Regions from separate parts of the Homo sapiens genome. Here regions 1 and 2 are each linked to region 3. A link is a contact called in ENCODE Hi-C or POLR2A ChIA-PET data. All regions are on one chromosome and are shown on one strand. The core of a region is the stretch at or near the end of the contact, and the rest is flanking DNA. Distances in the headings are between cores, read along the strand shown. Region 1 holds the start of TENT2 (terminal nucleotidyltransferase 2). Region 2 holds the start of MTX3 (metaxin 3). Region 3 holds the start of RPS23 (ribosomal protein S23).

Evidence for each region. A loop is a pair of places that touch in the nucleus more often than their neighbours do. ChIA-PET counts read pairs that join two places held with the same protein, here RNA polymerase II (POLR2A). Pooled maps may share reads with other maps.
Region 1: a loop to region 3 is called in a map of CD8-positive, alpha-beta T cell, with 17 times the contacts of the local background. The contact joins the promoter of TENT2 here to the promoter of RPS23 in region 3. A Hi-C loop is called at or near these places in 3 of 168 maps with a recorded cell type or tissue (B cell, CD4-positive, alpha-beta T cell and CD8-positive, alpha-beta T cell) and 11 of 50 pooled maps. POLR2A ChIA-PET finds 5 or more read pairs at or near these places in 2 of 52 experiments (B cell and activated B cell).
Region 2: a map of CD4-positive, alpha-beta T cell shows a loop between it and region 3 (16-fold over the local background). The contact joins the promoter of MTX3 here to the promoter of RPS23 in region 3. A Hi-C loop is called at or near these places in 2 of 168 maps with a recorded cell type or tissue (CD4-positive, alpha-beta T cell and naive thymus-derived CD4-positive, alpha-beta T cell) and 7 of 50 pooled maps. POLR2A ChIA-PET finds 5 or more read pairs at or near these places in 1 of 52 experiments (OCI-LY7).

What each region holds. Positions count from the first base shown.
Region 1 is chr5:79,610,464-79,615,280 of GRCh38, forward strand. TENT2 (terminal nucleotidyltransferase 2) reads left to right here and starts at 1,978. Exons shown (of 15, transcript NM_001114394.3): 1 at 1,978-2,612. It overlaps LOC124901014 (a long non-coding RNA gene), which reads right to left and starts at 1,874. Exons shown (of 2, transcript XR_007058840.1): 1 at 1,679-1,874; 2 at 1,008-1,557. RefSeq lists an enhancer at 1,583-2,782.
Region 2 is chr5:79,989,827-79,994,571 of GRCh38, forward strand. It overlaps MTX3 (metaxin 3), which reads right to left and starts at 1,436. Exons shown (of 9, transcript NM_001363818.2): 1 at 1,332-1,436; 2 at 768-837; 3 at 334-410. The coding sequence starts at 1,412. It also overlaps a transcript of THBS4 not described here. RefSeq lists an enhancer at 934-1,103.
Region 3 is chr5:82,276,677-82,281,351 of GRCh38, forward strand. It overlaps RPS23 (ribosomal protein S23), which reads right to left and starts at 1,678. Exons shown (of 4, transcript NM_001025.5): 1 at 1,644-1,678; 2 at 1,017-1,176. The coding sequence starts at 1,647. It also overlaps the pseudogene ATP6AP1L. RefSeq lists an enhancer at 1,669-1,998.

The sequences.
Region 1 (4,817 bases), core at 728-3,227, 2.7 Mb before region 3:
TTATGTTTTCCTTATATATACCATGTTAACACCCTACAAAAGAAAGCCTAAGTAGCTGTAATACTATCAGACAAAATATACTTCAGAGCAAAGAACATTATCAGCAAAGAGGAGGGTCATTTGTAAAGTGGATAATTTCATAATAATGAAACTTTCATAAAGGATAAATTCATACAAATAAGAGAATAACTATGTTTATGCAACTAATAGCTGAGCTGCAAAGTACATGAAGCAGAAATTGATAGAACTACAATTGAAAAAAACCAGTAATAGTCAGAAATTTCAATACTCTCAATAATTAGTAGAATAAGTAGACAGTAAATCAGAAAGGATATAGATTTGAACACTAATATCAACCAACTTGACATGATTGACATTTATAGAACACTCCATGCAACAACTGCAAAAAACACATTCATTTCAAATGCACAGTGAGTATTTACCAAGACAGACTATATACTCTGGGCCACAGAACAAGTGTCAATAAGTTTAAAATTATTAATAGTGTACGAAGTACCTTCTCTGATCACAATGGGATTAAATCAGAAATCAGTAACAGGCAGCTACCTGGAAAACTCCTCCACATTTGCAGACCAACACTTACAAAAAACCCATGGTCAAAAAAAGAAAGCAATAGGGAAATTACAAAGTATTTTGAAATGAAGGAAAATGAAAATACAATATATCAAAATATGTGGAATGTAGCTAAAACAGTATAGAGGGACACTTATCACACCAAATGCCTGTACAAACAAGAGACATCTAAAATTAATGGTCATCAGTTTCTGAGTTAAGAAACTAGAGAAACAAAACAAGAAATTTAAAAATTAAAAAATAGCAGAGTAAAGGAAACAATAAACATAAGAGCAGAAATCAATAAAATAGAAAACAGAAAACCAGTAGAGAAAATCCAAGAAAGCAAAAACGGGCTTTGAGATTTGAGATCCGTAAACCGAGAAGCCCCTCACCAGATCGATCAGAAAAAAAGATGACACACAAATTACCAATTTCAGAACCTGAGGGGTCAGATTTTATAGACATTAAGTGGACAATAAAGGAATACAGCTAACAGATTTGCATTATTAAACAATTTAGACATTTCTACAAATTATTAAAGCTCACTCAAGAGGCGATATCAATAAATATTTGTTGAATTAGTGAATACCAGCTATTACTATGGGCAAGGCGCTAAGTCCAGGCTTTAGAGAGAAAGAAAGCATTTTTTTTTTTTTTTTTTTTTGAGACAAAGTCTTGCTCTGTCGCCCAGGCTGGAGTGCTGTGGCACGATCTCGGCTCACTGCAACCTCCGCCTCCCGGGTTCAAGCGATTCGCCAGCCTCAGCCTCTTGAGTAGCGGGGTTACAGGCGCACGCCACCAAGCTCGGCTAATTTTTGTATTTTTAGTAAAGATGGGGTTTCACCATGTTGGCCAGGCTGGTCTCGAACTCCTGACCTCGTGATCCGCCCGCCTCAGCCTCCCAAAGTGCTAGGATTACAGGGGTGAGCCACCGCGTCCGGCCAAAGAAAGCATTTTCCTTCCAAAGAAGCTCTCAGGTTACTGGAGGGGCAAAAGAACAGATAAAGTTTAATGTTGCTCCGGGGGAGAAGATTAGGGGAACACTGGTTAAAGAAAGGCTTCTCTGGGGACAAGTCACTCGGCCAACACACGAAGGACCCACAGAAAACGTCTGTTACAGCTAGAACGGCTGCACGTGAGTTCAGGCAAGGGGCCCAGAAGTGGCCCTCCGGCGACTGCCTGCTCCACCCCTCTTAGTGCAGTCCTAACCCTTTCCCAACTTGTGCTGGCAGCAGTTAAGAAACTCCTTTCAAATCCGGCTGTCTTGCGCCTGCGCATTCAAGCAAAGCGCTCATAGGCGGGGTGGGGGGGGTGGGGGGGGTTGGGGGGTGGGGGGGGTTGGGGGGTGGGAGGGAGGCGGCCACCGGAAGTGTGACCTTTCGCTCCCCGCTGCCTATTCTCATCCGGGGTCACGTCGGTCTTCCGGGTGTCTTTGACAGGGTTTTCTACGCCGCTTTTTCGGCGACTTTTTGCTCTTCCGCTTTTTGCCACCGCCCCCAACCTTCTATATCCTTGCAGCCCCTACCTTTTCTTGTGTTGCTCCTCCCCTGGCAGCCGTGAGGGGGGTTAGATCTCAGCCGGAGCCGGAGCTGGGCCTAGCTGTCCCACGGGCCACCACTACCTCCTTTGGTTCGGGAGAAAGCTACGACCAAGTACGCCCAGCTCGGGCCTTAGAACTTCTGAACGGGCAGTGCGGGTAGGCCCTGCTTAGCCCTTCCCGGAGGACACCTGTGAGTTTAGGGGGTTTCGGAGAGGAACGCAGCAGTGTAGGCCCAGGTCGGCGGCGGGGCACGGGAAACTTTTCCGAAACGGTAGCGTTTTGTTTTGCGTGGGAGGTTCCAGCAGTATCTCTTGGTTATTCCAAATTTATGGGCGGCATCTGGGCTGCTGTACATTTTGAAGAATCTTAGGACCGCTTACTTTGCTTACTCGTTTTCTATTCCTCGCGTACTGCCTCGTCCACCACTCCAGGACCAAAAGAGGAAGATAGTCTTGGGACCCTTGCATGGTGTTTCAAAGGGTGGTGAAGAACTAAGGTACGTAGCTGGATTAATTAAAAAATTTAAAAGGCATTTATCTTTTAAGCCTTAATTAAATGGCATGAAATTGCTTCAGCTTTTCACTTTATAGGAAAATGCACAGGTTAAGACTGTTGTGTGCGTTTCTTTTCTTGTTCAGCCTTTGTAGAAAAGCTCTTCGTCTCTCAAGGTGAGAACACGAAAGGCTTATATGTCTCAAAACTTATGGATTCTCTAAATTACTTGTCTTATCTCTTTCAACTCTTTGTTTAAAGTAGCAGATATTTTTCATTAGGGTGAACAGAGAAGAAACAAAGGGAAACTGTAAAACACAAGCTAAATAACACATGTGCAGTGTATGATTTTGTGAAGAAAGAGATTGTAACTGATTACTAAATCTGTGTTTTTATATTACAGGTAACATAGTAACTTTTGTAAATATCTTCATATTGTATGGTTCAGTACCACCAGGCTTCTAACACGTACTGATTAACAGCCATAAGGCTATTAATTTATACTGATTAATAGCCAGTAATAGTGACGTTACTTTGTTGGTGTGAATAGCCCTAATTATGTCTGTTCTGGAAATGTCCTGTAACAGGTTCCATGTGAAATAGGCCGTTTATGAGTTGTTTAAGAAATGCCCATTTGGAGCCATGTGACTAGATTATTTTTTTGAACACTTGGGTGTAATTTAATTCTTAACCAAAAGGAATATCCTGTTCAAAACCTGGAAGTAGTTTTCACAGTGGGTTGGCAGGATTTAGGAACTGGATTTTTCGTATTGTGGAGAAAAGTGGGTTTGAGATATCAAAGGTATTTGGACAAAATGGACAGTATCTTGGTTTAGCCAGTAAATTTCTGGTTTTCATTCTAGGTATATTCTGCTTTCTAAAGAATCCTGATGAAGGAATTATATATAACCTTGAGTGTTCTCTAATTTGTTGGAGGAGAGGTCAAGTTGAGGACAGAAATTCCAGGTTGCAAATTCCAGGACCAAATACTTTATAACTAGAAATTACTAGGAATTAATCTTTTTTTTTTTTTTTTTTTTTTTTTTTGCAAGACGGAATCTTGATCTTGTCACCCAGGCTACAGTGCAATGGCACTATCTTGGCTCACTGCAGCCTCTGCCTCCTGGGTTCAAGCGATCTCCTGCCTCAGCCTGCCGAGTAGCTGGGATTACAGGCACGTGCCACTATGCTTGGCTAATTTTTGTATTTTTAGTAGAGGCAGGGTTTCACCATGTTGGCCAGGCTGGTCTCCAACTCCTGACCTCAGGTGATCCATCCGCCTCGGCCTCCCAAAGTGCTGGGATTACAGGCGTGAGCCACTGTGCCCGGCCGAATTAATCTACTCTTTTACTACCTTGTCTCATGTAAACCTGTGTAATTTCCCATTGGGTCCACCTTAGGAAACCGTCTTTAAGGTTTTCTCCGTAAAGAAAGTACCAGTATACTCTTTCATGGTCAAGTACAGATTGTGGAACTGATAACTTTTAAGGTAAGGAAAATTGGATATTGCCAATATCTGGATTTTATGTATCTATCATAAAATTTGTCACATAGGAGATGGTAGAAGACCATAGTTAATGTGGAGTAACGTTTTATATAGCTAATCTCTACTTAAGAAACCTTTCATTCAGAGTATGAAGAAAATGATTTAAAATTTTGTGGAGGTCCCCTTATTTCTGTTACAGTAATAGTTTTACTGTATTTTGTGAAACTCTACAGTCTCTTTAAAAAAATGATTATGTTGTTTATGATAATTGTTTTGATGTCATTTTTATTTTCATCAAAATCAATGTGAAATGTATTAGAAAAAGGCATAGAAATTCATAGGCGTTTCATTTACTTCCTCAACTCTAGATGTCTTTCAGAATACCTATATTGGTGAGCATAGAACGAATGCGTCGGAATGATTTTCCTCTACTTGAAGCCTACCTTCTTTAAAAAGAGCCTGACTTGAGGGCCAAAATTCATACTGAGGAGAGGCTGACAGATCCTTTGTTTTGCAGGGGCTCCAGAGCTTGATATATTTCTGGGAATTTGGAATATGCTAAACTAGATTTCTGCCCTAGACTAAACATCTGGCTGTGGACTCAATCTAAGTTTTTAAGCTGGGGATAATTTGGTCATTAACTTGGTAGAGTAGTTCTGAGCCACAAGTCATCTTTAGACTTAGTTTGGATTTGGCTGTGTAAGAGATGAAAACAAGGTGAGG
Region 2 (4,745 bases), core at 186-2,685, 2.3 Mb before region 3:
CCCAGCACAAAATGTGTACCAACTATGTGACAAAATACACAATCCTATCAATAAGTTTAATAGTGAAAATGGCTAATTAAATCTACTTACATACAAATTTCAATAAAATTCAAGCAAAGTTTATTAAAATATAAACTGACTACCTCTTCATATGACTTTCAAATCACAGAACTCATGCTTTAGAGCAGTGATTCTCAAATCTATTTTTACATCTTGTCCCAGGTATCTCCAATTGTCTAATGAGTTGGCAAAAAAAAATAAATAAATAAAATAAAGCCCAACATGCAGGGATCAACAATCTACCAATCTACTTCTTCAAAGTGAACCACCCACCTGTTTTCTTAAAAAGTTTAGTATTTTTGCTGGCTGAGAAACCATGTCGTCTTCAGTTGTCAAAATTGGTACATCGCCTATAATCAAAAAACAGTTTACATACAAGGACACAGTGTGATTTCCTCTGAGAGATTCCAATATCCTAAAAACTATAGCAGTTGCACATTTAGAGGGGAAAAAATGAGTAAGCTTGTCTTGGTTTTTTTGCTGTTTCACAAAGAGCGGTTCTAAAGAACATTTTCGTTTCTCATAATTTCCAGTGATTTCGCTTGCACTTTGAGGTATTACTCAGAATGATCAAACCATAAACAACACAGAGCCAAGGTCACGGTAAGAAACTAAATCCTCAATATTATAGCTATATACCTCACAGCTTTAAATGGAAGAAGAAAAAAAAGAGTGCAGAAAGGGGAGTGTAAAGGTTTACACTATACCTCTTGAACCTCTCCAGGTGTTATCTATCACATTGACTTTCAAGGGTGCACCAGAAAATTTGGCATAAGCCTGAAACAGAGTTTGCAATCAAACATTTTAGACCAAGTGCGTAATGCAAAGCTGCAGAGCAGCTTTACTTCACAGCCCCATCCCCCAAAGGCAGAAGGCGACTGATACTGAGGCCGCATCCCTCCCCGTGATCTCAAGTAGGGACGCGGGCGCCAGCCACCCGGCTTTCGAGGACTTTGCTCCCCAAAAGGTCCTGGGGATGCAGAGTAGGGAGGGCGCGCCCCTTGCTTCGGGGTTTCACTCCACCGCCCAGACAGCTTTGTGAGGCGGACAAAACTCGGAGCCAAGCGGAGAAGCCTTGATGTCGCCGCCGGCCTTCGGCGGGGGTATCGGCCAGGTTGGGACTCGTCGGTGGGAGGGAGCCCAGGGCAATGCAGCGTGCAGCGGCTCGGCCCTCCTGGACCCCGCAGCGCAGCGGGAAACTGGGGCAAGTCAGCCTGGCGCCTCCAGCCCCGCCCCTTCCTCCTGCGCCCTGGCCCGCGAGGCGGCCTCACCATCACCACCAGGGACTCGCTGTGAACCGATGGGAGTCCCCAGCCGCCTCCCCAGCAACTGAGTTCCAAGGGGGCCGCCATCTTGCGCGGGCCGACCTTTACTATCCCGGAAGTACTTTTCCTCCTAATTTCCGGCACGTGAAACGCGGGGGCGTGGCTAAGGGAGGGAAGGGTAATTTGGGGGCTCTTGAGAGATGAGAGAAACAACGACTGGAGGGATTAAGAAGAACTCTTAGGAGCAGCTTGGCCTAAAGGGTAAGAGTTGTGTGCCTTAAGTCAGACCCACCAGTAATTCTTCAAATATTAATATTTATTAGATCCCTAGAGTGTTCCAAACCCTTTGAACATTAAATCTGTGTGATGCCTAAATTAACCTGTTTGTAAAACAGGGATGACCCAGTATTTACAAGATTGTGGTATTTACAATGTCGGAGAGAAAGAACTTGGCACACAGGAGGCACTCAGTAATTGTTCAACCCCTTCTCCCATGTATGTGGCCTCTGCCTGCCTTTCCAGCCTCAACCTGTTCTCACCCTCATGTTCACTGGCACAACCCTGCTTAAAAGTTACAGTATTTCTGAACGTCAGGTAAATTGTGCCCACCTTCAGTGCTGGTCCTTCAATCTGGAATATCTTTCTTCCCTATGCAGCTGCTCCCTCAAAAATGAGCTTAACTCACCTTCCCTGTGATGTTTTTACAAAGTTAGGAGCTCTGGGTTCTTGTAGCCCCTTGTGCATATTTGAATTGTAGCTTCTCTCCCTAGCTACAGACCTTTTGCCTTTCACAGAAGAGGGCTAGCTTCATAGGTTTGGGACCTGTGCAGCCACACAAGGCTCTGTGCTTAAAAAGGCTCCTCATTTGGCTGATGCTCTTCCGTCACTGTCTTGAAATTCTTAAGTTTTGAACAAGGGGCTCTGCATTTTTATTTTGGACTGGGCCCCTCAAATCATGTAGCTCGTCATGTCTGTGGGCCTAATGAGCACAGACTAAATGTTTCTTGACGTTAAACCTGACAGTTTCTCAGAAAAACTATTAAAGAGGAAATTTTGGTCTTGGAAATGCTATGATCCAAACATATGACTGGGTCTCAGAGTTAGAACTTGGGTGCTGGGTCTTTTTTCTAGAAGGCACAGTAGTCTTTCTGGGACACCCTCGCAGTCATGCCTCTGAGTTCTTTCCTCTATTCCACTGAGATGGTCGGATCTTCTTAACTAAAACTCAAAAGAAACCTCTGCAACTTTTCGTAAAATTACTATTCAACAAATATTTGCTAGGCACTCCCTTACTGTTTACATAATCATTCAAATTACAGTGCCAGCCTGCTAAAGTCTTTTTTACATGTTTCAAAACCAAGAGTTCTAAGAAATGAAAAAGAGATATGTCAGAAATGAGAATTCATTAATAATAACTGTATAATTGGAAAATGCATAACATATGTACCATTAAAACTGTCGAAACATTTATTGAGCAGCTCCTATGTCTTAGACATCATAAGGTTCTGGAACAATACAGAAATATATAAAACATGAATTCTGTCCTCGGGAGTTTACAGTGCACAAAGGAGATATACACACACCAAGGTGTAACAAGTCAGATAATCACGAGTAGGGTTAGAAATATAAGCAAAATACTACAGAAACACAAAGGAGGGACAGTGCATCCTCTGTGTGATCAGTGGAGACTATCTGTTGAGTCTTCAGTATAAAGAAAGTAAAGTAATTCAACTTTCAGATTGTAATGGAACCTCCCTGTTTTGAGGGTTAGAAATGTCAAACCATAGACTGACAAAGGCAAGGCAGGGGGAAAGAAAATCCTAAGCCATAAAGCTGAGGGTCCATATACTACATTCAGGCATTTAAAACAATCATACAGAAAGAATGTGGATTTCCTGAGCCTTGTTTGTAGCAGGACTGAGAGGAGTGAATGAACATTCTTAGTGGACACATAACACAGTTACTCAGTTTGGCCTTCTTCCGTACTGCTGCTACTACATACAGTGATTTCATTTGCATTAAAGAGAAATTAAATCTCTTCCCTTAGTGTTGAATTGAGACAGAATAGCATGTCATTGCATCTGATGAAAGAATCCTTACACACAGGTTTATTAGTGCATAGATAATAGCAATCTTTTATTGCTGCAGTTCCTCTTGAGAGTCTGTATCTGTTAGATTGAATTTAAAAAACTCTAACATAGCTGATTGCACAAACAGGCTGAATACTGTTCCAGAGAACCACACAGAAAATTGAAGCCTTCAGAAATTATGCCTGGTATGGTTAGTTGGCTCCTGTGCCTTTTCCTGGCTGTTTTAGAGTATTGTTCAGAGTTCATCTAAATCATAACTTCAGATTCCTACCGGGAAGAATACTGTCTGCAAAACATCCATGTTTGTGTGGGATGGCCTGAATCACAGCTTTATAATGAGTATCCCAGACAGTGTTTTCCCCAAAAAAGAAATCTTATTTTTCAAAAGATGATCATTAAGAATGGTTTCATCTGGTGATAGTCATCTGAACTCAGGCAACCTGACCTTGGCATCCATACCCATCCTTCATGTGTTTCTTAACTTGGGAGCCACAGTGCAAGGTTTGTTAGGCTCTTTTTGTCTGGGTGATTAAGAATCTGGGAAATGGTGCTGTTGGGAAAGATGAAAGGTTTGTGACAAATGATGGTACAGTATATGGTCCCTTATGGGAAAATTAAATTGTAAAGTCTTAAATATCCCTTTGAACTTGAAGATTCTGTAATTTGTGTTCAGATATAAAATCCTTAAGGAGGGGAAAGAACAAACACTGAATAGAAAAAAGGAGAGCTGAGTTCTTGACTTGGCCTCTGATTAGCCATATGCGCTTGGGCCAATCATTTTACATTGATACCTCTGCTCATTCATTTATAAAGCAAAAGTTCTTTTATCTCTGAGATGCTATCATTTTATGTGTAATGAACATTTAATAATTTCTGACATTTATGGAGCAATTTCTACATGCCAGAAGTTGTTTCAAGTATCTAACATAACTTGCTTTATCTCCATAATGATTTCATGACACAGGTACCTTCCTAAGGTTAACTAACATCTTTGTGTCCCTCCTTGAAAATAGAAGAAAATATCAGTACCCATATAGCCAGTAGGTGGTAGAACCAAGATTTGAACCCAGGCAGTTTTGGCTTCAGAGTTTATACTCTTAACCACTGTGTCATACTGCCTCATGTAGCCTCCTGTGTAGTCCATTAAAAAGCCCAGTTTCACCCAAAGTGGAGATATCAATGCCATGATATTATTGTTATTATTTATGTAAATAATATTTGTTTAGTATTACACCATTAAACGAATTCATTAAGCAGCTTCTGTATGCCTAGCACACTGCAAGCCTGTCAGGGAATAAAAATTTATGTTCGCCTGTAATCCTAGCACTTT
Region 3 (4,675 bases), core at 428-2,927:
CTTAATTTCATTAGCACAATGGGGGAAATTTCTAGACCTTTTACAGTTATAAAAGTAGACTGGAGTGGCAGCGTGGGCCTGTAGTCCCAACTACTTGCGAGGCTGACGTGGGAGGATCTATGCCTAGAACGTCAAGATGGCCAGCCTGTGTGACAAGGGACCCTATCTCAAAAAAAAAAAAAGAAAAAAGAAAAAAGGTATCTGAGGTAAGAATTAGAAAGTCTGGGCCGGACACAGTGGCTCACGCCTGTAATTCCAGCACTTTCGGAGGCCGAAGCAGGCATTATCACCTGAGGTCAGGAGTTTGAGACTAGCCTGGTCAACATGGTGAAACCCCATCACTACTGAAAATACAAAATATTAGCTGGTGTGGTAGTGGGCGCCTGTAATCCCAGCTACCTGGGAGGCTGAGGCAGGAGAAATGCTTGAACCTGGGAGGCTAAGGTTGCAGGGAGTCTTGCGCTACTGCACACCAGCCTGGGTGACAGAGCTAGACTGTCTCAAAAAAAAAAAAAAAAAAAAAAAAAGTCTGGGTTAAAATGGCTCTACCATCAAATATGATAGAACTATATGAAATTATTATTTTAAAAAGTCAAAACCAGTCAAATACTGGCAGTTTCATGTCTCAATCTTAGGTGTATGACCTCAATTAATTCTGATGCAAGTCACTTCTCTTCACCTTAGTTTTATCAAGTCGATAAAGTTCAATAGCTGACACGTGCCATTTACTTATAACAACTCCCACAGTAAAGGTGTTTGTGTCCTTTACTTCATCATTGCTAGTATCTTCTCCAATTCCTTCCAGGCCAACGTTAAATTAAAACCTTAACTACCTAATTCCCAAAAACTAATTTTACCAACTTTTAAATAGAACAAACGCTTTGCAATTTTACCCCACAATGCCCAAATGAATACTACTACACAAAAACCTGCAATTACTTTCAAAACAAGAATTCGTAAGTTCATGTCTCGAATTCCTATAATAAACTAAAACTTGACGGGAGCAATGGACTTACACTTTTTCCAGCACGATTCCTTTTGCATGAGAAGCACCTCCAAAAGGGTTGGCCTTTAGGGCTGTGCCCAAATGAGCTTTCTTATACTGTTTATCATGCCACTTCTGGTCTCGTCGGTGACTACGGAGCTTCCTAGCAGTACGAAGTCCACGACACTTGCCTAAAAATTAAATATTTTAGTTCTTCCGTAAAAACACGCCATCTACGTGTTTCCCATCTTCTAAGACACTCGCCTCACCTGGAATAAACCCTTAAGCCGATTGGCTCTCGTACTATTTATTGGCCTGTGGGCCAAACATTTGGCCTTCAAGTTGCCCTGAACCGACTAATAAACGTTCGAAGAGGGCTCCGGAGAATGTGTTCTCCCGAAGGACGAGGCCCCGCTCGAATGCCCGGGAGGAAGCGCTGGCCTCCCTGCGTCCCTCGGTACCCCGACCTCGGCGGCCTCCACGCCTCATGGGCCCCTTCCGCGCCGGACCACGTGCCTCCTGGAGCGGCGCTTCCCCGGCCCTCCCCCATGGAGCCTCTCCATGGCATCCCCCGCCCTACTCTATTCGCATCCGCCCGCCCGTCCCCAAGACCCCAAGTCCCGCTTGCAGCGCCCTTAAACCGGCCACAACAGCTCACCCATCCTGTCGGCGCCACGGGCCTGAGCGAAAGAGAGAAGCACCGCAGGAAGGAGCCACAAGCCACCGCGAGCAAGCCCCGCCCAGCCAAGGACCCCGCGCCGCTGTCTGCGCCGCGCCTGACCCGAGGCTGGGGTCTCTCCTTTGAAAACGACGCGTTTGCATCACTTTCCTGAGCCAGAATCTGCGTCTTATTTAATTTGCAAGAAATTCAGAGATATCTAATTTGCATGGTTTTTTTTCCCCCTTTTTCTTTTGAATGCTGGAGACCGGAGGAACATGGACTACCAATCCCAGAATGCGTTTTATGGGACCCGCTCACCGCGCAGGCGCTCTTGCCCAAGCCACTGAGAGCGGGACGCGGGGCTAGGTCAGAGTAGGAAGGAGTCGCTGAGCTGAATCTTTGTGGAGTGGAGTGGGGCGAGAGTCCTCCGAGTAGTCTGGAAAATTAGACTTCTGAGCCTTAATTCATACTTATAAGCAGCTAGTAAATTGTAAAATATAGTGAAGCAATGTAGTGTAGTAACTAAAACCCCAAGCTTTGGAGCCAGATTGGGCCTTTAACCCTAAAGTTGCCGTTTATTTTGACTGGCGAGTCATTTACTTATAGATTTATTTATTTTTATTTTTATTTTTTTCTGAGACAGGGTCTCACTCTGTCTTCTAGGCTGTTGTGCAGTGGTGCGATCTTGGCTCACTACAACCTCCGCCTCCCGGGTTCAAGCGATTGTCCCACCTCAGCCTCCTGAGTAGCTGGGATTACAGGCTTCCACCATCACGCCTGGCTGATGTTTGTATTTTCAGTAGAGAGGGGGTTTCACCATGTTGGCCAGGCTGGTGTCGATCTCCTGACCTCGAGTGATCCGCCCGCCTCGGCCTCCCAATGTGCTGGGATTACAGGCGTGAGCCACCGCGCCTGGCCATTTAATTAACTCTTTAATACTGTTTCTCCTGTAAGATGAACTAGCTGTGAGAGGTTTCTGGGATATTGGTTCACTCAGCAAGGATGTTTAAAAATGCCTTCTATGTGCCAGACGCTGTTGTAGGTACCGGGAATATGGCGGTTAAATTAAGAGGGTGAAGGTTTCTGCTCTGATACAGTTTATATTCTAAATGTGAGAGGACAGACCAGTTAGATAGATGTAAATTAAATAATTAAATAGATGATTTTTACATACTGTAGAGCTATAGAGAAAATATAGCTGGATGGGTGATAGTGACTTGGGGATGGGGGTGGCTACTCTGGATAGGGTAGTTTAAGGTGACATCTCTGTGCAGATGTAGAATGGGCTAGTGCTTTCTAAGAACTGAAAGATCAGTGAAGAAGGGGAGCATAGTGACTGAGGAGTAGTGTGGCATTAGATGGGGTCTGAGAGTTACACAGGAACATGTGGAGCCTGTAGGCCATGGTAAAGCCTTTTTCTACTCTTCTGGTGATTTAAAGCCATTGTAAAGTTTTGAGCTTGGGAGTAGGTAGCAAAATAAGATTTATATTTTTATGGGGTTACTCTGGCTGTTGAGAGGAGAAAAAGACATGAATCTGGGAGGCCACTTGGGAAGGTATTGCAATAGTTCAGATGAGAGATGGTGATAGCTTGGACCCTCAGTGGAGACAGTAAAAAGTGGTTGGGTCAGATACACTGTTTGGTGGTAGAATGAACAGAATTTGCTCAGGACTGTAGGATGTGAGAGAGGAGTTAATTACAGCACTATGATTTTTGACCTCAGCACTTGGGTGAGTTGTAGAGTTGTGAGTTGTGAGTTGGGTGAGTTCCAAAGTGGGAAATACGAGGAGAGGAGCAAATTTCAAAGGAGGAAATGAAGAGTTCTGGTTTGGATGTGTTAAGTTTGAACTGTCAAACATCCAGGGATGTGAAGTGGACAGTTGGATATATGATAAGAAGCTGAGGAGTAATCAATGAATAAATAGTATTAAAACTGTGGCTCTAGTTGAGATAGCTTAGGTGATGACTGTAGGTAGAACAGAGATTAGAGTCCTGAGCACACCAAAGTTTAGTGGTACAGAAGAGAAGGCAGGTGAAGCAAAACAGATGAAGAAAGAGTGGCCAATGTTACACTCTGTTCAAAGCCAAGTGAAGAAGGGAGTGAGAAAGTGTGAAAAGAGATAAGATGAGGACTGAGAATTGCCTTTTGGACTTGAAAATGTGGAGATTACTGGTCACTTTGTCAAATGGGGACTCCATGGAGTACTGAAAGTGAAAGGCGATGGGATCGGAGTGAAGAGAATATGGGAGGGAAGGAAGTCTAGACAGCAACTATAGACAATTTTTGAAAGACATTTTTTATGTGCAGAGAAATGGCACCCTATTTGGAGGGGAATGTGGAGTTGGAGGGTTTTATTTTTAAGATGGCAACTTTTATGACATTTTTGTATGCTGATCAGGTTGAGAAAATTAAAAATGGGTTATTCAGCAGAGAAGGGATAATTGCAGGAGCAACTCCTTAAGTAGACTAGAAGGGTACCCAAGTGGAGGAGTTAACTGTAGGAACAATAACAGTTTATGTATGGTAGTAGAGTGACAGGTACAGCTGCAAGTAAATTGGAAGATTTGATGATAGGAAGTTGTGGAACTTCTTCACTTTTGACTTACTTTTTCAATTTTTTCAATGAAATAAAAAGCAAGGCCATCAGTGAAGAGAAAGAGTGGGAGAAAAAGGTTTGAGGAGAGAAGGTAAGATGTGAAATCATCATCAATGATAACAATATAAGCATTAGATAGTATTTACTATGTGCCAGATTCTATTTTTGGCTTATATTTATTAACTCATTTTATTCTCATAAGGAATTTTACTGAGGGACAGATAACGATAATTTTACTGAGGGATAGATATACAAAAACTGAGGCTTTGGTGAGTTTAACTTCCCCAAGATCACGTATTTAGTAAGTGGTAGAAGTAAGATTTTAACCCAGGTAATCTGGTTTTAGAATCTTGTATTTGACCCCTCTTATACTGCCTCCTAATCTAGAATGGTAGGAAAATGCATTGACAAGAAAATAGGTTTTTTGAGCA